2 separate regions of the Homo sapiens genome follow, and region 2 is linked to region 1. Evidence: chromatin loops called from intact Hi-C (ENCODE). Cell type or tissue: endothelial cell of umbilical vein. All regions are shown on one strand. Each heading gives the region's core, and the rest is flanking DNA. Links, peaks and the distances in the headings are about the cores only.

Evidence for each region. Peaks named below come from ENCODE experiments on the same cell type or tissue, not always from the same donor. Only the 100,000 strongest peaks of a DNase experiment are listed, where the experiment ranks them.
Region 2: it touches region 1 in a loop (27-fold over the local background); 7 of 110 quality-filtered maps call a loop at or near these places.

The regions. Positions count from the first base shown.
Region 1 is chr16:72,234,760-72,251,136 of GRCh38, reverse strand. It overlaps a transcript of PMFBP1 not described here. Among named protein-coding and RNA genes, the nearest start is that of PMFBP1, 71 kb to the right of the region's middle. In endothelial cell of umbilical vein, for the core only: a CTCF peak has its summit at 9,089; a DNase peak (open chromatin) is centred at 9,056.
Region 2 is chr16:73,869,262-73,885,638 of GRCh38, reverse strand. It overlaps a transcript of ZFHX3 not described here. Among named protein-coding and RNA genes, the nearest start is that of PSMD7-DT, 340 kb to the left of the region's middle. RefSeq lists a silencer at 6,695-6,989. In endothelial cell of umbilical vein, for the core only: no CTCF peak of the experiment used is centred there; a DNase peak (open chromatin) is centred at 6,818.

The DNA of each region.
Region 1 (16,377 bases), core at 4,438-12,437:
GGACAACAGAGTGCGACTCCATCTCAAAAAAAGATAAAGAAAAGAGGTTCTTATCATTTCCTTGGTGTCATTCTTTGTAGGCCTGAAATGAACCCACTTTTTTTTACTTTATTAAAAAATGTGTGTTTTTGGTTGACTCACTGTATAATAAAGGAAAACTGTATAATAAAGGAAACCCAATAAAGTGTTCAATACAGACATACATCAATGTGCAAGCTACCTATCTCCTTTCAGGCTTTTTTCAACGTGTACGTGTGTGCACATATATACTAGAAGAAAAGTTGTTGAGGAAGTTGTTATTTCTGAATCATAGGATTCAGGGTATTTTTATTTTCTTTTTAAAAAATGTTTCCAAAATCCACCCACCCATTTGTACACTGATACTCTATTTACATGTCTGCATATTTTTCATTTTTTACAGCAAATGTGTATTACTTTGTAACCATGCAATCAACTTTCTCAGTAATGTTTATAATTTTTATATCATTTTCTTTGAAAATCTACAGGTTTCCCCTATATTCATTATGTTGCTTTGAGTCTGTTTGCTTTTTTTGAATCCCTACCATAAAACTAAAAGCAATGAAAGTATTTTACTAATTAAAAGACACTTTTTGATTCATGCTAAAAAATACATTTAAAAAAATCATGAAACTGTTTGTTCAATGACTTGTCAGGAAAGATTGGTAGCCTTCTCTATGACAGGATAGGACAATATTTATAAACCAACAACTGAAATGCAGAATTATCTTCTGCCTTTGGTTAATACTGTCCTGCCATTCCATATTGCCATCCATGATAATATTGGGGAGCCATAGATGGAATACTCCATAGTCATTGGGAAGAATGGGGTAAATCAGCACACTTACTGACTGGAAGAGATGCTCATGAAACACCCTGAAATAGAAGAAAAAGTTACAAATCAGGATTAACTCTGCTCACATGTTCTTAAGAAATTGTTTTGTATATGTGTTTGTAAACAGACAGAAATCCAAAAGGACATACAGCAAATTGCTCATAGTGATTTTTGCTTAGGAGTAGAATTGGCAAAGATGTTGGTTTTTAAATTATCCTGCATTTTTGAAATGTTAAAAATAAAATGGTGTTCATATTTTAAATATGTCCATTTACTCCATTTTTCTAAGCATTCCTTTCTAAGATTCCAACAACTATTGATTGATGCATGATTTCTTTCTTTTTTTTTTTTTTTTTTTTTTTTGCGATGGAGTCTCGCTGTGTCACCCAGGCTGGAGTGCAGTGGTGTGATCTTGGCTCAGTGCAACCTCTGCCTCCCGGGTTCAAACGATTCTCCTGCCTGAGCCTCCTGAGCAACTGGGACTACAGGTGCCCGCCACCACGCCCAGGTATTTTTTTTTTTTGTATTTTTAGTAGAGACGGGGTTTCACCATGTCAGCCAGGATGGTCTCAATCTCCTGACCTCGTAATTCACCTGCCTAAGCCTCTCAACGTGTTGGGATTACAGGCGTGAGACACTGCACCCGGCCTGATGCATGATTTCTTTCCCCCGAACTCAGACATCAGATCAAGGTCACTGTTATCTTCCCAAGAACGTGTAAAGTGCCTGACATACAGTAGGTGCCAGTAAATAATTATTGAATGAAAGAATAAACATATCAAAATGGTATCTACTTTTTAAAGGTTAAAAAAAACTAACAAATTTTTCTTTACAATTTGAGAAAAAAATTCTTGTTTCCTGGAGAGCTAATGAAAGGAAACACACATTCACACATACAATACTTTTTTTTTTTTTCAAACTTTGGGGAATGGATCCATAGTAAATACTCCTCCCCATACATTCGCCTGCTTCACGATTTTTTATTTTTTAATATATTATCAAAAGTCCTGAGGTGACATCTCAACTTCTTCTCTACTCAACTTACAGGCAGAGAAAACAAAAGCTCAGCTGGAAGACACTGAAATGGAGGCACCTACTTTCAAGCCCAGACTTTAAGAGAGGTAAACCACATATCTAATCCTTCTTAATAGATTCCAGAAAGAACATCGATGAAACTTCTCTTGATCTTTTTTTTTTTCTTACACAAATTTAATACTTTGATCGCTTACAACCAAAAAGCAGTATTTAAAGAAACAGCACAGGTCACTTTTATTATATACAGCTCTGTTAGCAAGATACTACCTTGAGTAGCTGTTTAAAGGGATCACACTTCAAAAGGTAATTGACCTAAATTCTTCCTGCTCTGCACTCGGTGAGTCTTCCCCATGTGCAGCCCTCCCATGGATCTCACACATGGAAGAGATACAGTGAGGTCCTGGGGAGCATGAGAATCTAGGTCACTGTGATTAAAACTAATTCAAACATTATTTTAATGGCTGTGTTTAGTTTGCTGAAAATTCTCAACTTCATTGGGCGCCTAAAAGCTGACAGCCCCACTCTGGAATGAACCAGAAGTTGATTTATGGAGAAGAACACTCTAAAATGATCACACCTGTTCTGATCCCATCTGGTTGGGATATGCTGAAATGGAATTATGTGTTTCTACTTTCAAAGTATTTGTTTTGGTCTGAATCATTAACAAAATTATAAAACACACAAATCTCAAAGAAGAAACTGTGCTCTGGCCAGTTGTCCTATGAGTAGCCTAATACTACCTAATTTCTTTTGTTCATCTCAAAGAGATTTTTTTTTGGCAGATATTCACTGATTCAGTCACATTCTCTGGTAATTTTCCTATCCCAGGTCCATATCATTGCTTTGCCCCAATGATATAAAGTGTTTTAACTTGTAAGTTTAAGCGACAGCTGGTAGTCATATTCTTAGGATAATTGTTCAATTGGTTAAAGTTCTTTAGAACTTACTGGAACACTGATTTAAAGTTTTAAGTGTCCAACACACTTCCTAGTTGTAGAAATCCTGTCAGCGCCAACTAATCATTGTTCCAAACAACTTTGGAACAAAACAAAATCAACAAACATCTTTGGTACACGATCTTCCTGGAGTGTTTTTATGGCTTTCTCCCATTATTTTGGAAAATAATATTGTTGCTATCACTTTAGAACACTTCCAGAAGCCGACTTGGCCTTGAAGTTCTGACTCATTTATAAGACCATGTGTTACAAATCACAGCTTTCTGTTCGATACTTGGCAGACCGAGGCAGATGTTTGGTTGGAAAAATTGTTCTGTTACCTGAAGTAGTGTGTTAGCAAAGAAAAATCTGCAAACCAAATTTCTAACTAATATTCATGTTTCTGATATGTGTCATCATATGAGTAAGTGTCCTCCTTGTGTGTTCCCCAAACAAAAACATAGCCATTGCCCTTTAAATTCTAAAATTAAACAGGATAAAAATAAAGAGATATACATAAAATCTCTGATACATAAAAAGGGAAATGGCTGGGGAAAGGAAACAAAAATTAAGCTCTTTGTATCCCAAGATTATATGAATATGAGCAAAAACCCATATGAAGTCACTTAATAATGAGGTCAAGAATGCCGAATAATTTAACATACCCTTGGATCCTGATTTGTGATTGTCCAAAACTAATATTTCACAAGCCACATTGCACCTTGTCACTGAATCCTATTTCACCCTCAAGATAATGTCCAAGTATTAATGGACCCAATTTGGTGGAAATTACCTAATTGGCTGCAGTCACTTCAACTTGAATGTGACATTTTGGGATGTTCTGTAGTCACAAGGATAAGTTAGAAGCTTGGGCAGCAGACTTGCTCTTTGTGATAATTGTAGCTGAAGCTTGTGTTATCACTGAAGCTTATTATTTTGCAAGTTGTACACTCAGCTTTTTGTAAAAATTGTACTCTAAGGAAAAATCCCTGAGGATGCTGCTTTTCTCTCCTGGTTTTTCTAAAACCTCCAGATGAAAATGACCAAAGAAAATGCTCTGTGATTGCATTTAAGCACACTTAACTACATGCCACCTTATAAAATATCTTAGTATCATGCATTAGACAGAGATCCTTAAGTCTCTGTGTTCTTTACCTTGTGTGATTATTCAGTTAACTAAATTACTGCTAGCAAATGGCATTAATGAAGGGCATTCCTTCTATCCTGGGGAAATTGTGTACCTCTTCATCGGACAGGTAAATGGGGAGTAAGAAGTCAGCTTCCTGCTTTCATCGTCGCCTGCCCCATTTTGTGTCAGAGCATTTTGCTTGTGAAAACAGTAAGCTCATTCCTGAACAGTAGGAGGGTATCAAACAGTGGGCATCTTTCTCTTGTTAGTAAAACTTTTTATTTCTATACTGCTTTATAGTTTCAGGAGGATATTCCTTCCCTCTCTCCCTCTCTTTCTTCCTTCCTTGTATATTTAGAGTAAATAAGATGGTCCATGCCCTTTGCTAGGCACTGAAGATAAAAAGAGAAATAAATATAGTCTCTGCCCTCAATAAGCTTCCTCGTTAAGAAGGGGAGAGAGAATAATAACCAGTCAATCATTATCCTATACAGCGAGCGTTCTAACCATGTGTACTACAGGAAATACTGAGAAGACAGGAAGCCTCACAGAGAAAGTAACCTTGTGGCCAGATCTTGAAAGATGAACAGGTGTTTACAGCTGGAGAAAGAGGAGTGATGAGAGGGGACTGGGGAAGTTGTCACCTCAAGCAGAAGGGACAGCAGGTGTGAGGACATTAAGGCACGAAATACGTGACTGAAATGGCAGGTGAGGCCAGATCACAAAGGACCTATGTGCCTTGTCCAGGTGTCTGGAATTTGTCATATGGCGCTTTCATTTCAGCTGTTCCTCACAGTAGCCTGAGGAGTCTGATGTTATCCAACAGCAAACCAGTGTCCTGAGAAATAGAGGACCTAGGCTGTAGTAGGATTCTGCCACCTACTACCACTTGTCAACTTGAGGCAAGTCACCAGGCCTCTTTGAGCTTAGAACACACATCACCTATTTATCACTTCTCTATGCAACAGTAATTTAATATTAATGCTATTGTCCTTTCAGCAACTGTCTGTTACCATATACTGTTAATGTACTTTTCTTAGGCACTGGGTGCTATTAGCCGATGAGAGTGAATCTGGCAAACTGTAATCTCCTCCCTCCCCAGTGCGCATAATGCACCATTCTGCAACCACTCTTACCCAATGAGTATGCTCCCACACTATCCAGAGTAGACTGTCTTTTGCAGTGGTGGTGTTTATTCTGCCATGATCTCTCTTTCTGCCATTTATTTTTGTCCCGAGAAGCAGTTTTGATCCATAATGGCTAACAAAAGATGGTCAAGCACTGGTGCTGGAGCAAAGAAATAGAGAGTGTCATGCTGGGTGTTCAAATACAAGTGTAATATCAGCTCAAGTGAAGTTCAAGGAAATGGTTGGAGAGAGAGAGTGAAGGAGAGAGAGAGGGAGAAGCCATCAGCAGAGAGTTAAAGAGCAGTGGCAGTGTGACTTGGGAAGGGCACCGTACAGACCGGGGCATCCTGGGAGCACTGCACTACACCTGTGACAGCAGGCTGGGAGAAAATTTGGCTGGAGAGAAGCCATGAACTCGGGGAACCTGGAGGGAACAGATTAGCCATCGTCAGCCATTGCCATGATTCTGAAAACATGTCTCTGTAGGGTCTGTGTTTTCAGGACCATATGCAGCACGAATTCAGGCAGTGCACCCTTTTCTGAAAAGAGTGCAACCCCTGTGCAAACCATGGGGAATTCATGGTTTACTAAACTACAGCGTTTAAGAGCATGGGCTCTGTAGCCAGGCCATCTGGGTTTGAAGCCCAGCTTTACCATTTACCAGCTGTACCACCTTGGATATTGAACCTCACGGCATCTCAGTTCCCCCACCTGTAAAATGGAAGTAGCAGTACTATCTACCAACCAGGGTAGTTGAGATAATAGAATACTTGTAAAGTGCTTAGAATAGTGCCTAGCACATGTTAAATGCTCAAAAATATTAGTTATAATTGTTTTTATTATTATAACTGCTGTTATTGTTATTTAGTTTTCTGTCTATAAAATGAGGAGAATTGATTAAATAATCCCTGAGATCCCCCCCAGTGCTAACATTACCTGAACTCATTAATCCCTTTAGCCCTAGGAGAAAACTGCAACTCTGAGGAATTGACTGCCCCCACCAGGATTACACGGGGAGTAAGGAGTAAATGCAAAACTGGAACTGGAACCCAAGTCAGTTGCCCGACTCTCATGCCCCCCATGCTCTCTTGCGTGCCCAAAACTGACCAGAGCATCACGCAGCGGGGCCCCTTGCTCCCTAACCTCTTGCACCCTTGGAGTGGCAGAGTTTCAGGCCAGCTCTGGTTTTTGTTTTGTTTTTTAACCCCTTCCATTCTTCTGTGAATCAAGAAGGGAAGTGGCTAGCCTGGGGAGTGAAAGGGATTTGTTGCACTGGAAGAAATAAAATTTAGCCTAACTTTAATAAACTAAAGAATATTTCTCCCAGCATTTACAGCTCAAGCATCTTCTGTTGGTCCCCATACCAGTAGGAGATTTGGTCATCCTTTTGGAGAAAGTGAAAGGATTTTCCACCCAGTTTTGGAGGAAAAGAAATCTTTAGATGTGGCCCTTTGTCTTAACCACCCATTGCTCTTGTTTTATGTGGCTGGAATCTCAGTCATACTTGTTTCCTTTCTGGTGCAATTATGGCAATTCTTCAAGGACCCAGTAGAACCTGAGAAAGCAGGGAGAGGGGAGAAGAAGGAGAGGGGACGTATTTTCAACAAACTGACCTATCCTTTATCCTTTAGTGTCAATTTTGGCAATATTTGCATCTATATTCTTTTCTACACATTTACAACCCACTTACACATAACAGGGACTCTGGTCTCTAGCTACTGGGAATGAAGCTTTCCTCTTTTGTTTATTATCTCTCTTTTTTTTCTTGTCTGTGTCCATTTCAATATTAGAATAATCATTACCCTCAATAGCTAAAATATCTGTGCAGGGTTTGTTTTTTTAATAAGTATTTTTCATTTGACTGAACCGATTTCATCAAAGGAGGTTAATGTGATCACTTTAATTTGCAAAATGCCTTCCTCTTTTTATTTCTTCTGCATTTGATTTTGAGCACACGTTTAATTGTTTTTGAGGGTTTGTGTTTCAGCCTCAGCTGGACATGCAGAATAGGCTCTAGACAGTCTCAGAATTTCATTATGACCAAGGAACCACTATTCTATAAACACTGAAAATTGGAAATTATCTCTAGAGCTGTTTGTTAACGAAGTCGAAGGCTAACCTTTAGGGCTCATTAAAATTCCACTGATGAAAACTCTCGTGCAGGTCAGTCCCTCTTTCAGGAATCTATCCCTGTGTTACGAGTGCTGGTGTGCGGAAATCAGTCTGGACCCTCCCCTTTGCCCTCCCCTTTAATCTCTTGGTCTGGTTTAGGCAGAGATCTTTAAAGCTTATAGATTCTCTTTCTCCCTACTCAGAGTATGTGTTGTGAATCCAAACAAACATGAGTAGGTCTCTGAATGTGTAACTGTGACTGAGCCACTTGGACTGGCAGTCCTGCTGAATCTCCCTTCCTCCATCAATAAAGGAACAGAGTTATTGATACTGGGGATAATTAAGAGGGGCAAAAAGAGGGGTACATTTTCTGTACCTGACAGTAGAAATAAACATGGAGGCAGAGGCAAGAAATGACAAATCTCCAATTTACACCAGTATACAAGTACACTGCACAATTGGTGGAATGCAATGAGTTGTTTTAATGAATCTATTTGCAAATGACAGTTAAAATACAGCCATTCTTTTCCAGAGATCCCTGCATGGTGACAGTGGCCACTCTCCTGTCCTGCTGGCAGATGAAACCTCCCAAATCCTCCCAAAGTGCTGCAGCATCCACGTGCAGAAGGGTATTTGCATTCACTTGGTGCCTCATTGTAAGGAAGGACACCATTGACAGCACATAACATCACTATTATTATTGCTAAACAGATGGAAAATAATTGTTTATGGAATTTGTGTTTTAATCGCATTAATGTCTTTGGCAGGAAGATCCACCTAAGTACACAATTCAAAGCCTGCCTTTGATCTGGGCCCCTTGGGGGCATTTTCCATGACTGATAAAATGCTCCTCTGAGTTCATAGGCAAATGATGAAAATGATAAAAAGACAAAAGTCAGGCACCAACCTCCCATTTGGATATTTTGTCTCCTTGGAGAATCACAAGCTCACCAGGCTTGCAGTCATGCTGACGATACAACACATCTCACCCTGTTATACCCACCCAGGGCTCAATATGAACGCCTTCGTCGCTCTCCTCCCTTCTTTTCCAGTTCCCTCCTCCCCTTTGCACACAAACACACACATGCTTGATGCAAGAATTCATGTGCTCTCTCTTTTCAAAGATTCTTACTGCCTTTTTATATGGGCCAGTTTAGATGCTTATAAAGTATTTCTCAATAATAGCCCTTACACATATTTTCCCCTTTCATCCATCACGCATTTCTTGGTTAGCATTATATTGTGACAAGATAGAAATCAAAAGCATTGCTTTTAATGAAAATGAACGTTCTAGTTCGGAAACAGTTTGTCTTCTAAATATTCTGCCATAAATCAGGCTGAGTGCAGTGTAATCAAGACCAAACCCTGAAAACTTGACAATTTCCCTCTTACCAAGACCCAAAGGACAGAAGCTAATGTAGAAATTTTGATAGCTAGTGAAAAAGAAAAGGTTCTATAGATTTTTGTCTCACAAGCACAATCCCCATCTTTTCTTCTCCTGAGAAGGTTAATTAGATACTTTCCTTTACTCTTAGAATAAAGAGAACTAAGGAGGTTTTAAATTCATAAATGTATTTTTTTGTTTATTTGTTTGGTGTATTTTTCCCTCTCATTCTTTCTCCTCTGCAGAACACAACTAGTAAATGATTGGATCTTTGACAGAACAAAGGTATTTTTGATGGGCTCTGTAATCTAGTGCGCTAATGCGCCCAGTCCCCTCATTGTCTTGCTGTCTGATCCCATCCCTTCTGCCAGACAGTCACTGCGGGATGAGTCACTTTTAATGTCTGATAATCAAGGTGAATTTTCAAAAAGCTGCCATTTTGGAATTATGCACTATATCACGGTGTCAGGGAGGAGAAGAGAAGGAAGGATGAAGGGAAGGCTAAGATAGACACCTACTGCACATTGAGAGAACTGCAGGACACAACCAGCACCGTGCCAGACAAGATGTGTCCGGAGGGTCCAAGTCGATCAAGGCATACATAATGAGAAGGAGACTATGTTAATTATAAATTAAAAATAACTTCTATGATAATGAAGATTATATGCACAGGAGGAAATGTCTTAGTTAAAACAGACTGGAGGGATGCAATTAAACACCAGCCATTTGGGGGTATGAATTCTGTACCTACTGAATATATTGTGGTCCATTAAATAACCTAATACAAACTTACATTTGAAAAAGAATAGAAGTGAACTGTGGCTGTCTCCATGGATGCTGAATTGTCTGCCATCCTTATTTAAAGCAACACAAGCGAAGGGATGTTACTTAGTAGATGAAAACAGCCTTCCTTCAACTAGGGAGACTGGTTATTTCTGGAATCATTTAAAGAACTGAACCCACCCCCATGAAGTAGAGAGGGAGATACTGGAAACCCTCGGTAAACAAAGGCCAATCAAATATTCTTGCAAGGCTTTGGCTGTTCAAATATATGGCAGTCAGTGTCTTCTCTAAGGTAATTAACTGAACCCACTGTTAGGTATGATGGCTTTGAAATTTTTTTAATTATTGGCATTATATTAAATAGTAGGGTAGCTGAAGGAAAATGACATAATATGAGAATAGCCTGCTACTTTTGTTTATTATTCAGAGAAGTGAACACCTATAAATAGAACCAGGATGTTTTGACTAGGGAAATGCTATCCTCATTACAGCTGGGAGATGCTGGAGTGATTTAAAGCCAAAGCTTCAAAGCTTTGTCCTGCTGTATAAAAGCATGAGGGTTTTCATGGCTGTTTCAGTGGTCGGTGAGAGCCTGCAGGTGCTTTATCTGTCCTGGAGGAGGGAGGAGAGCCATTTCTGAGAGTGCTATTTTGTAACCATGATGAGTACTTACATATTCCTCCAAGAGGTATTTAAATACCTACATATCTTCTTTAACATAAGTTATGTTTACAGATTATTACACCTTCATATTGTCTACCAAGGTTAAGTAGTCCCTCCTCCCCTTAACCCCCTCCACCTGCACCTTTGCCACTCTCTCTCTCTCTCTCTTGCACGCTCTCCCTGTCTCTCTCTCTCTCTCTCTCACACACACACCACCCAACACACAATTGCAAAATAAGGAAAGATAACAGAGTTACTGTGTTACTACTGTCATATTTACATATAAAAAGATTCAAAATATGAAGAATATTTGAGATGGAAAGGACCCCTTAGAGATCTTTTGGTACAGCCCTAATTGTACTGACATAACAGAGAAGTGACTTGTCCTAGGACACTCAGCCGGAGAACAGCAGATGCCAGGCTGGCATGCTTTCTGCCACAGCATGCTGTCTTCCCATTAAAAGAATTAAGCCTCTACAGCTTGGCTGCACCATGATTCAAGCACAGATGTCACAATGAAAAAATAAAAACCTAAGGAAGAGATAAGAATCATATGCACTTTCAACCATGATACAAAGGAATAAAATAGAATATGGTATGAAATTAAGGAAACCAAAATGCTAACGAACATCTATCTTAACAAAATGATCTGCCTAGTCAGGAATTCTATTAGAAGGCAGAATTGTCCTACTTTTAGTAGAGACGTTTGGAATTAGCCAAGAAAGCAAGCGCTGCTTGCAAAAATCACAATGCTTTATTTCTGTCTATATATTTTCATCTGAAACATTAGAATAATTTGGTCATATTCAAGTATGTAGTCGTTGAGATTCTGACTAAGCTCTGCAAACTAGTAACCATGTTAAGTTACTAGAAAGAAACCAGCATTTCCTTTTATTCCTGTAGAATCTAGGTCTTTAGCAGGTACAGCCTCCTTGTTCTCTGCGCCACAGTCTACCTGATATGACCTGTTAGGTATTTTTGCATCTATAACTTGTATTTACCTCCTGATATGTCCTCCCTCCTATTGGACTAATCTCTAGCTGAAATGTTCTGTGCATTTTTATTAAAATATTTCCCTGGTGCTTAAGGAACCTGAGGTTCTGGGTAAGAAACCCCTAAACCCTCGAGTATATCTCCTATTTTAATATTAAACCTCATGGGTTTTCTTCACAAACACCTAATGACAACAGGAACATTCTTTTTTTTTTTTTTTTCTTTTTTTTTTTTTTTGTACATGGAGTCTCTCTCTGTCACCAGGCTGGAGTGCAGTGGTGCAATCTTGGCTCACTGCAACCTCCGCCTCCTGGGTTTAAGCGATTCTCGTGCCTCCCGAGTAGCTGGGATTACAGGCACATGCCACCACACCCAGCTAATTTTTGTATCTTTAGTAGAGACGGGGTTTCACCATGTTGGCCAGGATGGTCTCGATCTCCTGACCTTGTGATCCACCCGCCTCGGCCTCCCAAAGTGCTGGGATTAGAGGTGCAAGCCACTGCGCCCAGCCAACAGGAACATTCTTGGAGGCACTAGATGATAGTAATGATAAACCAGACATGATTGTAAACCAAATAGGACCTCTCAGTAGCTGTACTTTTCCTTCTAAAAAAGGTTTAAAGAAAGGCCCACACTAGGAATTAAACGGTAAAAAAGAAAATGCATATAAATTGAGAATGTGTTTTATTTAGCATCGCAGAGAATTTTGGGGTAGATAAAGGAATGGATCAAAAGATTATGTATCATGTAAAAAGCCTTAACAAAATATGTGGTGATCAACAGACAATGGAAGGGTTACAAAAGAACAAACTGATTCCTTCAAGTCTCAAAACAAATGGCCTTTCATAGTCTTCCTGATCCTACTTTTTGCTTCTGAGGAAGAAAAAATTGAAGAATATATGTGTGGCTGGTGGGGTAAACATGGAAACATGTTATCGTTGTTTTTGCTTAGAGAGCCATCAGGAGTCTTAATGAGATTTCAGTTTCAATGGTACTATTAGGAAAAAAGTTTCTCAATCTCAGCACTAATAACATTTGGGGCTAGACAATTCTTGTTTTGATTTTTTCCTTACTTTTTGCAAAATCCCTTTTCCTGTTTTTTTGTTTTTTTGGGTATATTTTATTATGCAGCACCCTCTTCATAGAATTGACAGGATAATTATTTGCTGAGGGGAGGCAGAGGAGGGGCTGTCCTATGCATTTTAGGATGTTTAGCACCATCCCTGGCCCCTACCCACTAGATGTCAGTAACGCCCACCCCACCAAGCTGTGACAATTAAAATGTCTCTAGACATTGCTCCATGGGGAGCAAGATCACCTCTGGTTGAAAACCACTAGACTAGAGTGAATGGTTGTTATTTTAGAAAATAGGCTTGGTTGTCCCATGTTTTGGAGACAATCTTTATCTATGCAATAAAGCCTGTGTTTCTGAAAATATGCTCAAAACATAGCAGGTACTTTATGGTTCCTGATATTGCCTGTGAATAGGTCCTTCCACAGAAGTCTGAAAGCTCAAGATATATAATTAAGTCTAAAGGGAAGCATGTTTCAAAAAGAAGTGAGCAATTGATTACTGACATATAGACTATAAGGAACTTAAACAAATTTACAAGAAAAAAATCCCATTAAAAAGTGGGCAAAGGACGTGAACAGGCACTTTTCAAAAGAAGGCATACATGCATACATGCAGCCAACAATTACATGATAAAAAGTCAACATTGCTGATCATTAGAGAAATGCAAATCAAAACCACAGTGAGATACCATTTCACACCAGTCAGAATGCCTATTATTAAAAAGTCAAAAAATAACAGATGCTGGCAAGGTTGTGGAGAAAAAGGAACACTATACCCTGTTGGTGGAAGTGTAAATTAGTTCAACCATTGTGGAAAGCAGTATGGCAACTCCTCAAAGACCTAAAAACAGAACCACCATTCAACTTTGCAATCCCATTACTGGGTATATACCCAAAGGAATATATATAAATCATTCTATCACAAAGACACATGCACACATATGTTCATTGCAGCACTATCCACAATAGCAAAGACATGGCATCAACTTAAATGTCCATCAATGATAGACTGGATAAACAAAATGTGATACATATACACCATAGAATACTATGCAGCCATAAAAAAGAATGAGATTGTGTCCTTTGCAGGAGCATGGATGGAGCTAGAGGCCATTATCCTTAGGAAACTAATACAGGAACAGAAAACCAAATACCACATGTTCTCACTTATAAGTGGGATCTAAATGATGAGAACACATGGACACATAGAGGGGAACAATAAACACTGGGGCCTATTAGAGGGTGGAGGGTGAGAGGAGGGAGAGGATCAGGAAAAATAACTAAGGAGTAGTAGGCTTCATACCTGGGTGACAAAATAATCTGTAGAACAAACCCCCATAACACAAGTTTACCTATACAACAAACCTGCACATGTACCCCTAAATTTAAAATGAAAGTTTTTTTAAAAAAAAGACATATAGAGTTGGCTAGGATCAAGTAGATACAAAACGACATTTTTGTAAGAGATTTAATGCCAAAAAAATTTTTTAAAAAGAAATTGAAGACCTAAATAAATGGAAAGACATCCCATGGTCGTGGATTAGAACACTTCATCTTGTTAAGATTTCAACCCTCCTCCAAAGAGCCAGCACCTAGAATTTTTTTTTAATGTGACTATTTGAGACAAAGATGGCCTGGAACCCCCAGTCTTCTATGGAAAGCAGGCCAAACCCTAGTGGAAAGCATTTTTTTCAGTGCCTTTCTTAGATATGGCCAAGGAGGATAATGAGAAGAAATTACCTCCCTGAGCTATGGACAGCAGCAATATAGGAAGCTTTCCCCAGAGAGCAGAACCAGAACCTAACCAAATAACGTTCCTCCTATCTCTAGGGGTCTCTTCCCATGTCATCCCACAAAGAATTTAGAGTTGGCTGTGAATCAGTGTCTGCTCAATGATTTTCCTTCTTTCTCCTTCTAAGCGGGAGTATTTATGGTAGTTACCCTGTCCCTCTCCCACTACATGTTGGGCATGTGGGAACAGGTAACTTGGCTTTAGTTCATAAATCTGGATCAAGAGGAGTCATGTGAGATCCAGTGTTTTGAGTTTGAAATGTGATTGAATAAGACTTTGGGACTTCTTTAGAGAAGTGATGAAAGTATTTTGCATATAAAAGGGGGGAACAAATATTTATTACTAAAAGAGCCAAGTGTGGTAGATTTTATTACTCTTCTCAATTATTTGCTCCCCTTTCCTGTGAAAGTACTATACATATCACTTATTTTCATTTTATTTTCAGCACCTATCCATATGAGATGACTGTCTCTTTGACATCAAGCTTGGTAAGACTTTCTTTTGCCAGTGAAATGTGGATATAAGTGAGGTGTACAACTTGCCAGCAGAAGCTTACACAGCCATGTTATGGTTTGATCATCGTTTTGTTTTGTTTTGTTTTTCCCCCAAAGTGGGGGTTTCAGTCACTTTGTCCAACTGAAAACATTTAGTGGGTACTGCCAAATCAATTCAGAGATTACAGCAGAAGGAATGATGGCCTTAATCTTGATCATGTCTTGGGTGTGGGGCTTTTAAAAAAAATGAGCCTTATTACTAAAGGCATTTCTCAATTTTATCTTTTGCTGGTTGGAAATTAAAAATAGTTACATTTTTCAATCCCACTTACAAACTAGCAAGTTCCTTTGAGCTCTCTCTTTCTTGTAGTACCTTGTTAAATGTAGCGAACAGAAACTAAGACACACTAGTAACATTTTGTTTCCTATCCTCTTCACTTAAGTTTACAAGTTCATTAAGTACATGATCTGCCTTCCTGGAAAAACCAGACTTAAACAATGCAACTTTTGAATTCAAAAACAGAGAAATAGCAGAATAAGCATTTGACAAAATCTAATACCCATTCATGATAAAAACAGTCAACAAACTAGGAATAGTAGAAAAATTCCTCAACCCAAAAAAACAGCATTTACAAAAACCCCAAAATTAATATCGTATTTAGTGGTGAAAGACTAAATGCATTCCCCCTAAGATCAGGAACAAGAGAAAACATCTACTCTCATCATTTCTATTCAGCCTTGTATTGGAGATCTAGTGATGATAATGAGGCAAGAAAAACAATTAAAAGCTTCCAGATTGGAAAGGAAGAAGGGATACTCACTTTGTTTTTAGATGGCATGATCTTGAATGTAGAAAATCTTAAGCAATCCATATAAAAGCAACTCTTACAACTAGTGAACAAGTTCAGCAGTGTTGCACGACACAAGATCAATAGGCAAAAAATCAATTGTATTTCTATACAGTAGCAATAAACAATCCAAAAATGAAATTAAGAAAACAATTCCATTTATAATAGTATTTTTTTTAAACTTGGGAATAAATTTAATAAAAGAGGTTCAAGACTTGTAACTGAAAACTGCAAATCATTTTGAAAGAAATTAAAGACCTAAATAAATGGTCATGGATTGGAAGACAGCTGTCAAGATGACCGTATTTCCCAAAGTGATCTACAGATTCAACACAATCCCTATCAAAATCCCAGGTGCTTGATTTCAGAAATTGATATGCTGATACTAATATGCATACAGAAATGCAAAAAAAAAAAAAAGAATGGCCAAAACAGTGATGAAAAATAGGATTGTTAGAGACCTCTCACTTTCTTATTTCCAAACTACTACAAAGTTATAGTAATTAAGACAGTGTGGTAATGGCATAAAGATAGAAAATAGTAGATAAATGAAATAGAATTGAGAATCCAGAAGTGTCCCCTTATGTTATAGTCAATTGATTTTCAAAAGTTGTGGTATGACAATTCAATGAGGAAAGAATAGTCTGATCAACAAATGGGGCTGGAAAAACTGGATATTCATGTGCAAAAGGTACACCATACACAAAAATTAACTCAAAATCGATCATAGACATAAATGTAAGAAATAAAACTATAAAAATCTCAGAAGAAAACATAGGAGCAAATCCTGACCCTGGGTTAGGCAATGGTTTCTTAGTTATGACACCAAAAGCATGAGCAACAAAAGAAAAATAGACAAATTGGACATCAAAATTAAAAACTTTTGTGCTTCAAAGTACGCCATCAAGAAGGTGAAAGTACAACCCACAGAATGGGATAAAATATTTGCAAATAATCTATCTGATAAATAACTTGTATCCAGAGTACATGAAGAACTATTACGACTCAACAATAAAAAGACAAGTAATTCAATTTTTAAATGGGCAAAGGACTTGAATAAAAATTTATCCAGTGAAGATATCCAAATGGTCAATAAGCACATAAAAACATGCTCAGTATCATTAGTCATTAGGGAAATAAAAATCAAAACAACAA
Region 2 (16,377 bases), core at 3,640-11,639, 1.6 Mb before region 1:
CCCATCACCTTTTTTTGTTACTGTTTTTGAACAGTTTGGTGGGAGCATCTTTAGACCCCTGGAGGCTGATCCACGGAAAAATGAAACAAACAAAAAGAAGTAGATCATCACACTTTCTTAGAAAACACCACTTCCCCTTTTCAGAGATTCAGTGAGATCTAGAAAGGCTCATTTTGATACTTCTAATAGAATTATATAAGTATAATGCACAGCTGGGATAAGCTCAGCCATCCACAGCGCAGCTAGTTTTTGAACATTTAATTTTATATTTGAATAATTCTCCAGATCGGGCTATAATCATGAATGTCATATAAAAAGTTTTTTAAAAATAAATTACATTATTTCACAGATGTGCAAATACTTCTGAGAAAAAAATTACATTGATCAGTTTTTAATACCCCCCTGTCTCACCCTTCAGTCAAAGGGAAAAATAGGTTTTTTTCCCATCTTTGTCTTCAGAAAGGTGCTAGATTGTAAACATCTGAAGGAAATGAAAGGGGGTTGGCCAGTCCACCCCAAACTCTTTCCAGATTTTCAATCCTTTCAGCAGCAGACTTCAGTTTTCAGAAAAGAGGGAGGGTCTGGGTGGGGGGAAAGAAAGGGGATGTCTCTGTTTATTATTAAAATTTAAAGCGAAAAGCATTGCTATAACTGGCTAATTTTGAATCTACCAAGTTAGAGGGCTTGAACAACAGGAGGCAACATTTAGGTAATGTGTATTATGCTGATTTGGAAAAGATAAGGCATTTGCAGCTAATTAAGTTCTAATTCTGGGAAGAGGACAATAAACAATAGATGACTATCATTACTTTTATTGTTTCTGAAACAATAGCATGTGGATATTTAATTCAAAAACTATTCAGATAAACAGGGTCATTTTTACTTAGGCAGAAAGATTCTTATTCTTTGTAGAGTGTTTCTGAAGCATAGTCTATTTATTACAGTTTAAATAAAGGCATTTCGGAATGTCTGTGTTTTGCGAATAAAGACTCTGAAAGCCACCACTGAAGCTGTCAACCGTGGTCATTTCGGGAATAGTCATCTGTGGTTGGAAACACCACTGGTACTCAGGGCTGAATGAACAAAGTGCTTTTGAATCCAAAACAAACAATTTAATTAAAAGTCTAAACTGCATGATTTTTCCATGTTTCTTTTGTTAACAGCTCCAACCAAGTCATATGGCATGGCCTCCACACTCCTGTAAGATTTGGGTATTTGATATGTTGTCTTAAAGATATCCTGAAAGTGGAAAAAATTGCATTAGCATTTAGTCCATGGATAATAATTTGGTTAAGCTACAGTTTTTCAGGACTTCTTTATTGGCCCACATAACCAATTTTTTTTTTAACCAAAACACTGAGCATAATATACAAAAATAAAACAAGGTGTTGTATTCAGATCAGTAGGTACAAAATCATAATTGCCCCTTTGTCTTCCAGAAACCATACAGGCCTGATACACAATGAGAAAAATAATCTAAAATGTTGGGTTTATTTTCAATATGCGAGTAGTATAAAAATATGCAAGCTCTGATCACAGTGTGCTGGAAACTACTTCACAAAAATGTGTAACGAAAGCTGTTACTCTATGTGTGGTTCACGTATTGGGACAGCTGTGACAGCCTGGTACAGTTTAACACTTGTTCAATTATAAGAAAAAGAAGGGAACTTGATTTAGATAAGAATCTCAAATAATCCTTGAAATTTCCAAAGTAACTTCTCCTTCTGATCAAAATTGTAGCTTTCTCCAAGTTTCTCCCCTTCTCTTTTCCTATATTTTGTGTCCTACTCACTTATGGAGACCTTGGCAGTAAGAGGCACCCTTGACTTGACCACCTCATCCTTCTAACCTTTGCTTATCTTTAGTTCTCACAGGGGCTGGGTTATAGCTATGTGCAAATTATTTCATATTTTAGGTGTCTTTTTTATAAAAATATTCACTTAGGAAATCCCTAAGGAATCATCTAGTAGCTGGCCACACTTTTCCAAAACATGTCTGTTTGTTTTCAGGTGATTTTTACCGCGCCTTTCTGGCAGATGTATTTTTGTACACGGAAGAAAGGCTGATACTGAGGTTGGTAGCAAACCTTAAGTTCTGAGAATGTGTGCACATGTCATTGTTGTCTGTAGCAACTGATTGATGTGGTTGCATTGTGCGTGTGTGTGATTGTATGTATATATCATGTCCACATTATAAATACATATTCATATACACACACACACACACACACACACACACATATATATGGCTTATGTGCTACTGTGTTTATGCACCAGCTAAACTCATTCCTGGAGTAACAGAATACACAGAGAACATAGGCTGCCAGACGTCAAATTCCTTTTGTTTAGCTGAACTTTGTATTTTCTAAGCTGAGTTGTTTCTGCAGTTTGTTATGTATGTAGAGTTTCATGTGTTAATACTGCATATTTTGAATGACATATTAATAATGTTTTCTTGATGTTCTAAAAAGTCAGCATCTTAATGTCATTCTGAAATTGCCCACCTTAAAAAAAGAAAAACAACAACCAAAAAACCACAAATATCCCAGCCTTAAGCTAATAGAAATCATGTAGTTTTTTTTTTGATGTGAAAGACTATTTTTTTTTTTAAAAAGCTTGACTAAAAATAATAATCTCAGGCATTTCAAAAAAACCCAAATCCCCAGTGTTTATAACCAAGGCCCACTGGTAGACAGCAGGGACAAGTATGTTTGCATCAAGGGAACAAATGACCCACAAGCTTCCTCTTGCAAAGTTGCCTGTTTTGGCTTCATGATTCCCATTAACTTTACATTATTTAAGTCTTTGAAAGTGGATGGAATAAACAAAATGCTGAACTTTTTTTGAGTAGTTGTTTCGGGACACTTGGCACCCAAGAAGCTTAAAAAAAAGGTCTGTCCATTAAGAATCTGGCTGGAAAGGGGAAAATGGGTGAAAGCTATCTTTTTTCATTCAATCGTGGTTGATGTGGGTAATTTAAAGTAGGATCCTGGAATTTCCAGACCCTGGCTCTATCTTCTAAGTCATTTCTGTACCTGGAATAAAATGTTGCTGTAGAAATTATTGACATAATAGTCCCCATGAGGACTCAGAGCCATCAAAGTGAAATCTCACAATAAATTCAGAGGCCACCTGGAGAACCGCGGTTAAAGAGCTTTTTAGAGATGGGAAAAAAAAAACTTTAAAAGCTTAATTCTTCTTAAATATAAGTTCACTGATCATGTTTCTGTACCACTTTCCTAGAGTTTAGTTCTTTACTTTTAGCTTTGTTAAATAATCCTTTAAAGCTTTTTTGACAGCAAAAATGCTGCATTTTGTATAGATGACATCACTAGTCCAACTCCAGCCACACTGAAAGCCAAGAGGTTACCAAGCAATAAACCTCAGTCGGGATTTCTGCGTGTCTCGGGGCATAAAAGCCTTAAAACGTGAGGTGGGTCTTACTGATCTGTGGGACAAACAGTCCTACTGTAATACCAGAAACATTATTGATCAGTTTGGGGGGAACATTTTTTTAAAAGCTAATTAGTCTTTGCCGAGTGGAATTACTAATGCCGTTTTACACTTAGCACTTAGCGGTGCTTTTCATCTTCAAAGTGCTTTGAAAACATTAACTAATTAATCATTAGCTAATTTAGCAACTGACGATAAAAGTTAAGAGACTAAGAGACGGCAGACTCCACGAGCGTTTTCTGCACAGAAATCCCTCTATATGAAGCAAAGGCAGGGAAACTGGAGGGGAGCTGCGGGGCAGGTCACCAGGTGCTAGCAATTTTAGGGGACACTGCTCAGGTAATATCTGCAGAGAACAGAAAGAAAATCCTTTAGATACACACTCTTGGACAATCTTAACAGATAATAGCCAGCTTCTTTTTTAACTTTATATATACATACGCACACACACATATATATCCCATCTCCATCTAAAATGTATATGTGTATGTATACACACACACACACATATAGCACCAACTAAGTAGTGGGAACCCTAGCAAATATCCAGAATATATCAAGATGCTGACAGTTAAAAGTGTGGTTAATAACATCAATATTTCCTAAACAGATAAAAATGGAACAGTGAAGCTATAGACACTTTCTCTTTGGACTCCAAGGGCCTGCTTAGAGTAGCAGTAACCATGGGCAGAGTGGGGGGGGGGGGCAGAGAGAGAGAGAGAGAGAGAGAGAGTGTGTGTGTGTGTGTGTGTGAGTGTGATCATTACCAGCAAACCTTCAAACCTTCCTGGGTCCAATACGACATAATCCATGAATTCTGCCCTGGAAATCAACTTAGTTTAGGTAAACCTGATGCAGAAACATAAGAGAATTCTCCTGCATGTCGTGACAGACCGAATTCTTTCCAGTGGGGCTTGTCTGCTCCGCACTGCAGCCCCATCCATTATGTGAAAATGGTTCCTTGTTTCTCTGAGATATCAGCGGACCGCACAAGCTGAGTTTCTTTAAAAATACAGAGACAGTTCATCTATAGACTTATTCTGAATGAGTGAGTATGTGTGGTCCAGCTCATTTAAAGAAAGAAACACTCCACAAAAGCCACCAGTCTTATAGAAGGTGCTACCAGGGACTGCATATTTGAAGAGCGGATGTAGTACTTTGTATTCAGTTCCTTCCCAATGCCACATACCCTTTGCCTGTGACATGGAAAAGTAAGATTTCAGAATATTAGAAAATGTCAAGTGTTAAAAATGTGTTCATACTCTTCTCGCCTATATCATCAAAGGGTTGGTAAATAAGGGGTGCAGAGACATGTCGTTTACATTTTTCAAGGTATTTTGGAAAGATTACTATCCGACTGAAAACTTTTCACCAAGCAAACTTTGATATTCTTGGTAGATGTTAAAAAGCAACAGAAATAAATAGACCAGGCACATCTAATACAGTAGATCAGTTACTGCAAAATTATTTTGTGTTCTGTTGGAGACATTTAAATGGAGACTGCACACACCTTCTGGGATGAGACTTGAGAGATTTTACTCTTAGATAGAAGCATTTCAGGTTAATACAGAGCTACACTGCTCTAAGCCTGAACTTCACTACAATTTTAACTTCACTAGCCCTCTTGAATATAAGGCCTGTGTCTCCCCAGACTCTAACTTCTTTTCTTACTTTTATCCCAATCTCATCTTTTCTTACAGAGTGATAATTTTTAAAAGCTCCACATTGAAGTTGCAAATTACGTCAAATCCTGAAATTAAAATGTTGTACTTTCCTGTTCAGATTTCCTGTTATAGGGAAAAAAAGAGTTCTCATTTAAAGATGACCTATTTTTCAGTTTATTATTTGCCTTTGAATAGTGAAGCCCCTTAATTTAAACACTTTGAATAAAATAGCTCCGCAGCCCTCTCTCCCATCCCCCATCTAAACCTCTCTGCCTGCCGGAAGATTTCATTTTGATGGCAAAATTTTTCCCTTGCTTTTTGGGGCAAATCTGACAGCGACCTTCCATGAGCCAACCTCTTCCTTTTGTTTCCTCCGGAGAACTTTCAAGGGAGGCCTTTGGAAAGGTCAGGAATGCTCATCAGCCCTGAAGTAATGGAACGTGTAGAATGGAGATTGTTACTCTCCCATTCACGCCGATTCCACCATGTTCTTAGTTCCTTTAAAAATGTTGTTTCACACACCACCATGAATCAAAGCCAGATAGAGACTGGTGAGAACTAATGTATATAAAATTGAAATTAGGATCCTATAACAGTTGTTATCAGTAGGGTGTAATTTTGCCCCCCTCCTTCCCCAGGGGACATCTAACAATGTCTGGAGACCTTGTTGATTGCTTTAACTGTGTGTGTGTGTGTGGGTGCGCCAGTGGCAAGTAGTGGGTAGAAGCCAGGGACACTGCTCACCATCCTACAGTAATTATCTGGCCCCAAATGTCAACACTGTGGAGGCTGAGAATCCCCGCTGTTTACTTACACTTATACCTATACATGGAAAATATTGGCAGCAGCTTTTAGGCAGGAACTTACTCTCTTTTTGCTAGTACTAGTGAAAACAAATTCTTATTTAATTACAGTGATAGTCCCTTCTTGCTTCTTAACTATTGCCTGCCTTAACTGGAATTGCTTCATCTAGAGAGTGGAAAATGGTGACCCTACCTCCTTCCCATTTCTCATTTTAAAAATCACAGGGCGAACCAACCAGAATGAAAGGGAAGCGTGCAAATGAGCAAAGGACATGCCGGTGGAAATGTGGGAATGGCTTACAAAACCTCGGTGAATTCTTATTCTTAAAAGGGACCTTAGATTCTCCATCCCATACCGCATAAGAACATATAAAAAGAGACTTTGTGCTTATGAAGCCGGGGGCTTGATCTGTGTCTGCTTTTTTTTTTTTTTTTCTCCACCTGCTCCTGACCACGATGGTAGTCTTTCCTATTGTGATTTTAGGTATTAAAAAAGAAAAAAAAAACCTTTTGCAGAGCAAATGCTAACACAAACTGCTTGCGAAAAATCACAAGCTAGAGATTGCAGAAAAGGACCCCAAGGTCGCTCGCTGCTGGTGATTATTTTTCTGGGTGTTGTTAACTTGGTCCTCAAGAGAAGTTGGAAGAAGCTAAAAAAGAGAGGCTTTCGCTGGAAATTAAGAAGCAAAATGCTGGGAGGAGATCTCAGAGGAAGAACATAATGATCTATAATAGGAACTGATGTTTCCACAACTATATATATATATATATATATATATCTTATCTTTTTTGAACAGTGAAGGATGTAGGACTGGATGTCTTTCCAGTTACATCTATCAGCCTTTTAAACTAGCTCTGCTGTTTCAAGTGACGTTGAACTTCACTTTTCCAGTAGATGGCATTGTAGTCTGTCCAGTGGAGAAGAGCTTCCTTGAACCAATAAGACTTAATTTTTTTTTCTTCTGAGCAGCTTCCTTGATAATGTCCCCCCTCCCTCTTGCATTAAATACTAGCTTGAGGTTATAAATAACAATCTTGTTTTCGCTAGTTACCTGTAACTCTCAAAAGATTTGACTTAAGAAAAAGAAAAAAAAAGAAACAGTAGATAATTTAATATCCCTATATCAAATGAAAAAAATATAGACTAGATCTGGGAGTATGGCATATGGATAAAATATGCAACTGTTTCAAAATGAGAGCTGATTCTGGTCTTCCTAAGTCTACTTTTCCTATTAATCCATTATGCTTATACCATTTTAGTGTCGTTGTGAAGAGAAGGCTTAAAAAAGTTTTACTCTGTGTCAAAGATTTTTCAGATACAATAGGTTCTTCTTGGCTGAACCCCTAACAAACTTTGCATCTTCTTTATTAACTGTTTTCAAACTCTCTTTATAAAAAGTAATCACCTCTCGGTTTCATGTATATTACCTGTGGGATGAACAATTGCATAATTTTTGGTGAATTATAAATATGATTTTCATGATATTCTGTTTCCTTCATTTAAAACCATTAAACCTAAAAATAATAGCACCAATCGATTGAACCAGCAAGAGTTGTCATTGCTTGATGTTAGAAAAAGGTGCCAATATGTATTTTATTATTATTACTATTATTTTGCTTAGTATTAAATGAGGGTCCCTCACTTTAAGTAGTCAGAATATTACACTGGGTTTCAACCAAAAAGAGAAATGATGGTATGGAGAAGATATATATATGTATATATATTTCTAAAAATCTCATGATGAAGCTTTCTCTGTTAAATATCTTTTTTAAATAAAGAGATTGGATATGTTAACCATTAGAATCAAAATGGATTTTCTTTTTTGGGGGGAGTTGAACTTTGAAGATGAAATCACCATGTTTGTGTATGTCTTTGTGTGTGTTTTAATAGAATCTGAGTTGTCCCTGAAGAATCCTTTTTATCTGTGAGGCTTCCATGTTCTCTTTTTAAAAATATTTTGCTAAAACTTTAATTTTTTTCCTCCGAACAAAATCCTCTTTCCACTGAATATAATCTATATTTCCCTGATAGTCATTTGGTAATAATATTTGACTTCCATTTATCAATACTGTTTCTTTCTATTATTTTTAATCACAAGATTATGAGCTGTGTATTTAGTTATTATTTAAGCTAAATGGTGTCTTTGGCTGTTAGCTCAAAAAGATAATGTCCCAATATCAGGATTAAGTTTTCATCTGTATCAACTGGCTTAAAAATACCCAACTTGATTCCTTTTGAATTAACTGAGTCTTATTTTATTATATTTTTTCAATATCACCAATCACCATAGTAACCACTAGCTGTCAGTTCAGCTTCTGACATTTTTCTCATTTGGTAAGATTTCAGAATTGCCATCCTCCCTGCCAACATGTCATGAACAAGAAAAAAAAATTGCATGAAGAATCTAATGGGTGTCTGGTCTGATTGTCCTCATTTGTGGCAGGAAAGACAAAAACTGATGAATTGTGAAATGTATTCAGAGGGTTCAAGGAAGCAAGTGCCTGGGACCCCCCCCCGACCTAACCCCCCGAACCCAACCATCTCGTTTCTTTTTGTTATGCTTGATGCACCATACATGCTTATTGTGACACTTGGGTTTGTAGAAATTTAAGATTAACAATTTTTACATTCACCCTGCTGATCTCTCTCCCTTACCTTGTTGTTGTTGTTTTTTTTTTTTGAAAGTCATCATTAAAAATAAAGTTACCAGGGCTCGTATTTAGCATGATTTCTCACTCGTATCATAGATTTTTTAGTAAGTCCAAATTGGCTTCACAATATTTAAGATGTGCTTGCAAATGTACAACTCTGCGTGGGAGCCAGATGTGGACCGTGAACCCACACGGTGGGTTTTGTGTCTGTGTGTGAAGGTGGTGGAGAAAGGACATTAGACCCATTTGAAAAAAGAAACAAAGCTCATTCTAGACCTCTTCTAGGGGGTTGTTTTACATGGTTAAGAAAAGTAAGAGAAATGCAGTCTTTTCTAGTTCTTTCCAGCATTCTGGTTTAACAAATGAGTAGGGAAAAAAGCCTATGCTAATGAATTCCTACCCCACATATCCAACTGGGGAGTTGATTAAAGGAACTATTTCTATACTCAAGTATTTTCTCCCTTTTGGTTTCCAGACTTATTTTAGCAAAAAGCAAAAAAAGAAAAGTGATAATGTACTTTAGCTAATGTAAACATACAAATTATTGAATATATGTTACTGATAGGATACACACATATACCCCATATGTGGATCTTATCACTGACACTTAGGCATGACATTTAATATGCATGTGGTCTGAATACAAGTAAATGTATTAAATATATTAGCCTGTGTCTGCATGCATACAGATGGTCATCGTGTTAACATACTCTTTAGCTGCCTAGGTGTACATGGGTGTGGTAAAACTTACGTGTTTTTCCAGAGGTTTTGTTTTTGAGCTAGATCAGTCTTAGAGGATATTTTTTTCATGACTGTCTACAAATTCAGACTCAGCAGCAGGAACTCATTCCAGAAACATAAACCTGATTTGATAAGCAGCTGCAGAATTCAGTGCCTCTTTACTAACGGGTGGACAACCCCAGGATCACGCATGCAGGGATTGGGATGTTTCCATTTCATGTTTCATACGCTGTGGCTTTAGCTCCTTTTAAAAAATTCAGACACTGGACGGTTTGGGGTCGTGTTGTAGAATTTATTGCAGATTTTTATGTACCAGTGTATTTAAATATTACTATGGCTAAGAAGGAATGGAAAGGCCCAGTGAAAAATATCTCCATTAAGGACCAAAGTCTCTTAATTTAAAAAGCAAAATCATGTGTATATATTTGATGCCATTTATATGAATATTAAAATATTTAATGTTCGGTGTAGGTGGATTGATAACATGGTTTTGTCATTGATGATTAATGGTGTGCCAGAAATATACATGCGTAACTGCATACATATGTATCTGGCTATCAGATGTGTGTAAAATAAGCAATCCGGTTCATCATGCTTTTGTTATTTGATTCTTTTTAAATTTAAGCACTTTGGAGAAACCAAATGAATAATGCCAGAATGTTTGCTGCTATTATTATGAACAAATATAACCCTTGAGAAATAACTAGAAAATTGATATCGAATCTCAGGGTATATTTCAAACACATATTTGGAAGTGGAAAAATAGGAAGTATTTTTTGAATACTGGTAAATAAATTTACCTCATAAAAGAAAAAAGCCAGAAAAATATAAATCTTTTAATAAGAAATAATAATATTTTTATATGCTGTATTTTAGAATGAACGGTGTAAACAGAATATACTTTAATGCCTTTATGCTTGATAAGATTTATAACAATAATCAGCAAAACCTTGTAACTGTGTTTGCACCTTACGTGCCTTGAAGCCATTGGATCTTGCAGTTAATTGTATAAATTCCATACACTATGGGAAATCATGATGTATCATTTATATTCAGCATGTGTCATGTGTATAAATATTAAAATATATTAGCCAAAAATGGCTGATTATTCCTCAGACATTTTGCGATAAATCTTATCTTTTTATGGGTTGGGTGAGGGAAACTAAATATTTTATGTTATTTGGAAATACTCCTTAAACAACCTAGATTTATTATTAACATTTTAAACATTTATAACTGCCTTAATGTATTCAGAGTCTTAGCTCACTTAACAGCTATATACCCGGGAAAAGTTCTTTCTGTATGCAGCATGTACTAGCAGTTGAGACTTCACCGTTCTTCAATGTAGTGAATATACAACTGCCTCTGTTGCCAACTGTATGTATATAAAATACCCATTTGTGGATATGTTCAGAGTTATATGCCATTGCTATTGCAGACCAAGATAGGAATAGCATAGTATTTGTGTGCCCAGGGATGTTTTGAAATCTATATCATTGTAATCCTCATCTTTATAAAAATTCTTTAATCTACCCTAAACAGAAAGGCAGGATAATATGTGAATTTTTGTATGTGAATATTCAGTTTTCTTTTCACTGTGTACTTGAGATATTTTTTAAACGTGGGTGGTGTATATTCAAACACAAACAGGTAAGTCAAATATACAAAGGTTTGATGTAATAGCAAATGTAAAAAATTAGGGTGTTACATATTTATTGAGACTGATAGAGAGGCATAATGAATAAACAAACACAGGATTGAACTGTTTTACAAATGTATTTGGCAACTGCCCGTAGCAGTGAGTGTGTACATTTAGAGGGGAGGAAATGTCAGAACAGAGTCTTGTAAATACATGCAGCTGGAAAGAATAAAATAAAAAATGATGACTAGTGCTGACAGGCAGACTTGGGGTGTATGATATACTTTGTTCATTTGATTCTTAGAACTCAGTCGGGGGTTAAATTGGAATCCAGACATCAAAGAATTCTTCCACCAGACCCAAATTTTGCCCGTATAATTTTTTTTCTTACAGTTGTCATAATTTTAGCTAATTTCACAGTGCAATAAATTTTTACCGTTTGAAGTCTTTTTTCTTCCTAAATATGCACACAGTATGTATATAATATATCTTATGTGAACTCCCCACACACTTGATACTGGGTACACCTACACTTAAAAATGATAGGCACACACATATGTAGATTACATATGTGCCTATAATATGAATGTTCACAGACAGAGGAAGAAATGGCGTAGGCAGCTATTGCATTCATCTGACCCTAATCCTGAGATATTGAAGAGAAAAGGCTGACTGTTTTCAGTAGCAATACCTTTGTTTCTTTTTTTTTTCTTCTTACTTTTTTTTCCTCTCCTGACTGTTGTGTCTGAAAATGTTGGAGGCATGTGGTGCTGCAAATTTGGAGCTTTTGCAGATTTCTGTATGATTTTTATCTGAAGGTCAGGGCTGAGGAAATACATCAGGTGGGGATGTTTGCCGTTTGCCATTTAGCCTTCCTCCTCTTATCAGATTATTTAGTCACGTGAGCCACAAACAGGGAACTCCTCTAAAGAGAGAGTAAAAATCAACATTATTTGATTCATATGCATTTTTTTCCTTTCTAAAGAGTCATAGCACAATTTCCATGTATATTTAACTTTCAACATTCCTTAGGTTTGTAGGCTTATGATTATGATGCCATCTACCATTTGCATTTCTCAAATAAAAATGTTAAAGGTAAATATGTTTTTTTTCTCTGTAAAAAGTAAAAACAGTGATAAATCACATCCATAAGGGAATGTGTCATTTCTGAGCCATTGGTGTGAGCTCACTATACTTCGTTTTAGCTTAATATGCCACTTAGGATAAAGAAACACATAAAATGAGTGGGAGGATTTTCTCTATTTGTGTTTTCCATGGATCTAAGAGTCTTGTTTTGTAGTTGATGAACTTGTTGCTTTTCAAATGAGATTTGCTGCTGCACACTTGGCTAATTTGGTCACCACCACCCACTACCACCCACCACCCACTACCACCCACCACCACCCACCACCCACCACCACCACCATCCACCGCCACCCAACCACCCACTACCACCCACCACCACCCACCACCCACTACCACCCACCACCACCCACCATCCACCACCACCCACCACCCACCACCACCCACCACCCACCACCACCCACCACCACCACCATCCACCGCCACCACTACCACCCACCACCCACTACCACCCACCACCCACCACCACCACCATCCGCCACCACCCACCGCCACCACCATCCACCACCACCGCCACTCACCACCCGCCACCCACCACCCACCCGCCACCTGCCACCACCCGCCACCATCCACCACCCACCACCACCCACCACCATCCACCACCCGCCACCACCCACCACCCACCACCATCCACTGCCACCCACTGCCACCACCCACCACCCACCACCACCCACCACCTGCCACCCACCCGCCACCCGCCACCACCCACCACCATCCACCACCCACCACCACCCACCACCCACCACCATCCACCGCCACCCACCGCCATCCACCAGCTACCACCACCACCAACCCCCGCCACCACCACCAGAGTAGCTAACCAAGTTATGGTTTCCATTCCATGAAATTAACCTTGTTTATGGAAGCCCCACATGGAGAGAGAGTTTCATACCATGAAAGGTGTGAATTAAGTTTTTTAAAGATAACTGTCCGACAATTCATGTACTATTCAGAGGGCATGCAGAGCCAAGGAAAATGAGCTTTGTTTCCTGATATTAAGAAAGGATCACCTGGCCTGGCAGTGGCTCATGCCTGTAATCCCAGCAATTTGGGAGGCTGAGGCAGGCTGGTCACTTGAGGCCAGGAGTTCAAGACCAGCCTGGCCAACATGGTGAAACCCCGTGTCTACTAGAAATAAATAATAATAATAAGTTAACTGGGCATGGTGGCAGGCACCTGTAATCCCAGCTACTGGGGAGGCTAAGAGCCTGGGAGGTGGAGGCTGCAGTGAGCCAAGATCACGCCACTGTGCTCCAGCCTGGGCAACAAAATGAGACTGTCTCAAAGAAAAAAAAAAAACAGGGATGTCCTCTCTTTTATATGGGGAGTGATTGGAGGACAGCAGCCATATTGGAGAATAAGCAGCATTCAGAATAAGTGTTGGTCATGGCTTTTGGGAACCAATTGCGGAATGCCTATTGGCTTTCGAGATTATTGGGTCACTAATTAGGGTTCACATTCCATCCAATCATTCACTTACAATTCAAAATGTGAATATTGATCGCAAAACTGGGTGTACAATCTTACAGTTAGACCTATAAAAAATACTCGGTGACCTTCATTATGGTGAACCTGCCAATTTTCATAAGTACAATTACTCTTCAAAATAATTTTCAGGGAGTATGTCTCATTGGGAATTATTAAGAGGAAGCCCAGTTTCATTTCCATAAGCATCTATATAGTTCAGGTGGCTCTGTGTCTGCTTGTTGCTTTTCAAGGTGATTATTTATTTTGTTAGCAAGTCTAACTATGGTCTCACTATGAAACAACTACCACCAGAGGTATCTAATAGGAACTTCATTTTTTTTTTAAAGAGGGATTGATGAGAGACTGCCATAAGCTTTGTTATGCTGGCCTTTGCAAAAGATAAACATTTGCTTTCCATCTTGATGTCATCTTTTCAGGTTATTATTTGGTCACTAATTTATTTCACCATTAGCAAATTATGGGAGATGACTGCTTGGATGCATTCAAAGCACCAAGGGGCTGTGGTCCTGTGGCTATTTCAGGCAAAGTCATAAGCACACACACTCTCTCTCTCTCTCTCTCTTTTTTTTTTTATTGTCCTCCCAGGGAGCAAAATTTGAACTTAATATTCCATGAAATAAGCCATTGTAATCACGTTGGGTTAATAGAAGAAGTAAAATTGCCTCTCCTCTCACAAGACATTAGAGCAAGGCTGCGTTATTAAAGTTTTCTTGCGGACAGGCGGTTTAAAATATATCCTCAGTGGCTGACGCAAGTCGTTTCAGTGTGGATGACAGCTTTTCAGATCTTAATAGCCTGCTCATTCCTGGTGCACAACTTTCCAGCATTTCTTGCTTTCCAGTCAGGGTGTGACATGAGGGCTAAAATCCAGTGTAATTGAGCACCATGTGCTGTGCCAACCTTGACCCCCTAAGTAGCTTTATGTAAATTTGTGTCAATAAGTAAACAATTACAACTTGTAAACACTATTGATTTGGGATACCTATTCTCATCCGTCTGACCCACGAAAGTCTCTTGCATGGCTTCCTTGCAATCTACAGCTCCCTGGTACATACGATATGGTCATGAGAGTCTAGCAGGGGTATTGGTTTGTGAATTGTTGAGTCAATGCAAAACACGATTCAGATTAAAAAAATTGCCCATTGAGTCATTGTTGGTTTTATGGTGATCTAAATATAAGGAAAGGTTTTAAGAAGAAAGTGGGGAGGTATTTATGTGTCTTTCCTCCACCCACGCCTGAGTTGCTGCCTGATACCTGCTGATGTTCGTGCTCAGATATAGCTAATACAGGGAGAGCAGGTGCTGCCCGCCGGGCCCCACAACAAACTTCAACACTTCCACAGTCCTGAATTGACTTTGAACTTAATTTGAATTGGGGAATAGAACTCAGAATGCACTTTCCTCTGAGTGACTTTTTGAGCACAGAGAAGGAAGAGGAGTGTGCTCTCAGACGCTTTGCAAATGCCATTTTCCTAGTCAAGTCTTGTCCAAGAAATAAAGAATAATGGGCACTTGTCTGGCTATTCCTCAGTTCCTTAAAAAAAGGGGGATTTGTTTTGAGCGTTGACGTGGACTAGTGTGAAGCCGCTTTGGCTTTTTCCTCCTTCCGCCCTCGTTTTGGTTTCTCTCTCCTTGAGTCTTGTCTCTCCTCCGTAGGACTGAACAGATGCATGGCACACATGTGGGGCGGACGCTTCGTGATTCCCAGGATTGGCTGCAGGCAATGCTTTGTTACTGCCATTGCCTTTGGCTTGCTAGTTGAGATGGAATATGTAACTTGGATGGCTTGTCTAATGCCCAGTGGTACGGGGGAGATTCTCTCGAGGTCCCTGAATTGCACACAATGCAAACAGCAAACCTTGATTGTATGTAAATTGATTATGAGGGACCTATCTTTCTTTATCCCTAAAGATGACATATAACTAGGTTTCTAGTGAGGAAGATGGAAAAGATGAAATTTTGACCTTCCTACGTATACTCTGTATTCAGAAATAGCTCAATAAAGAGTCAAAGGTTTTCTTTTCCAAAGATTCAAGAAGCTTTATTAAACTACTTTATTCCCAGTTAGAAGCTTGACACTGAGAGAAGATACACGAGAATTGGACTGAATGAAATGAATGTTTATTGAGCATCTGCTTTGTTCCAGGCACTGTCCTGGGGCCCCAAGATTCCACATATAAGAGACTTAATCTCTGTCTGTAAAAAACTTGCTAAAGCAGGAGACCGCTACCTCCCTCTAAATAAACAGGAAGCCCGGTTAAACATTATGAAGTTCCTTTTGGTTTCTCTCTAAGTCTTATGTATCATGAATACTGTTACCTCCACAGCTTTATATTGGGGTAGTTGGCTTCAGTAGGTCACATACCAGAACTTATAGATAGAAACAAGTTAAAAGCTGCCTAGTTTTTATTTTCTGTCCCAGTATATATGTAAGCGCCTATTTCTTTCCCATGATAATCCTTAAATACAGTCATGCAAATACACAAATAAGTTATGTATGTATATCCTGCGTTTTCTAAAGCATTTCTCCAGTTATCTTTTGCATGGGCAATCCCTTTGTAGTAGAGTGTATTTTATCTATGGTGCATAAACAGTTAGCCTTTTGCCTGTGTAACTTTTGCTTGAAGACAGTTCTCTGCAGTTGCTTAGCGTTTGTGGTATTGACATAATTCATTCTCAGCTGATAAGTTTTAGCCCTTTTCCTTCATCAAATGGCATCTAAAATTTAGCTAAACATTCCCTCTGTGTTTACTCTTCAAGTTGATTTGGGTGGTCGGGGCTGTTTGCTTATTCAT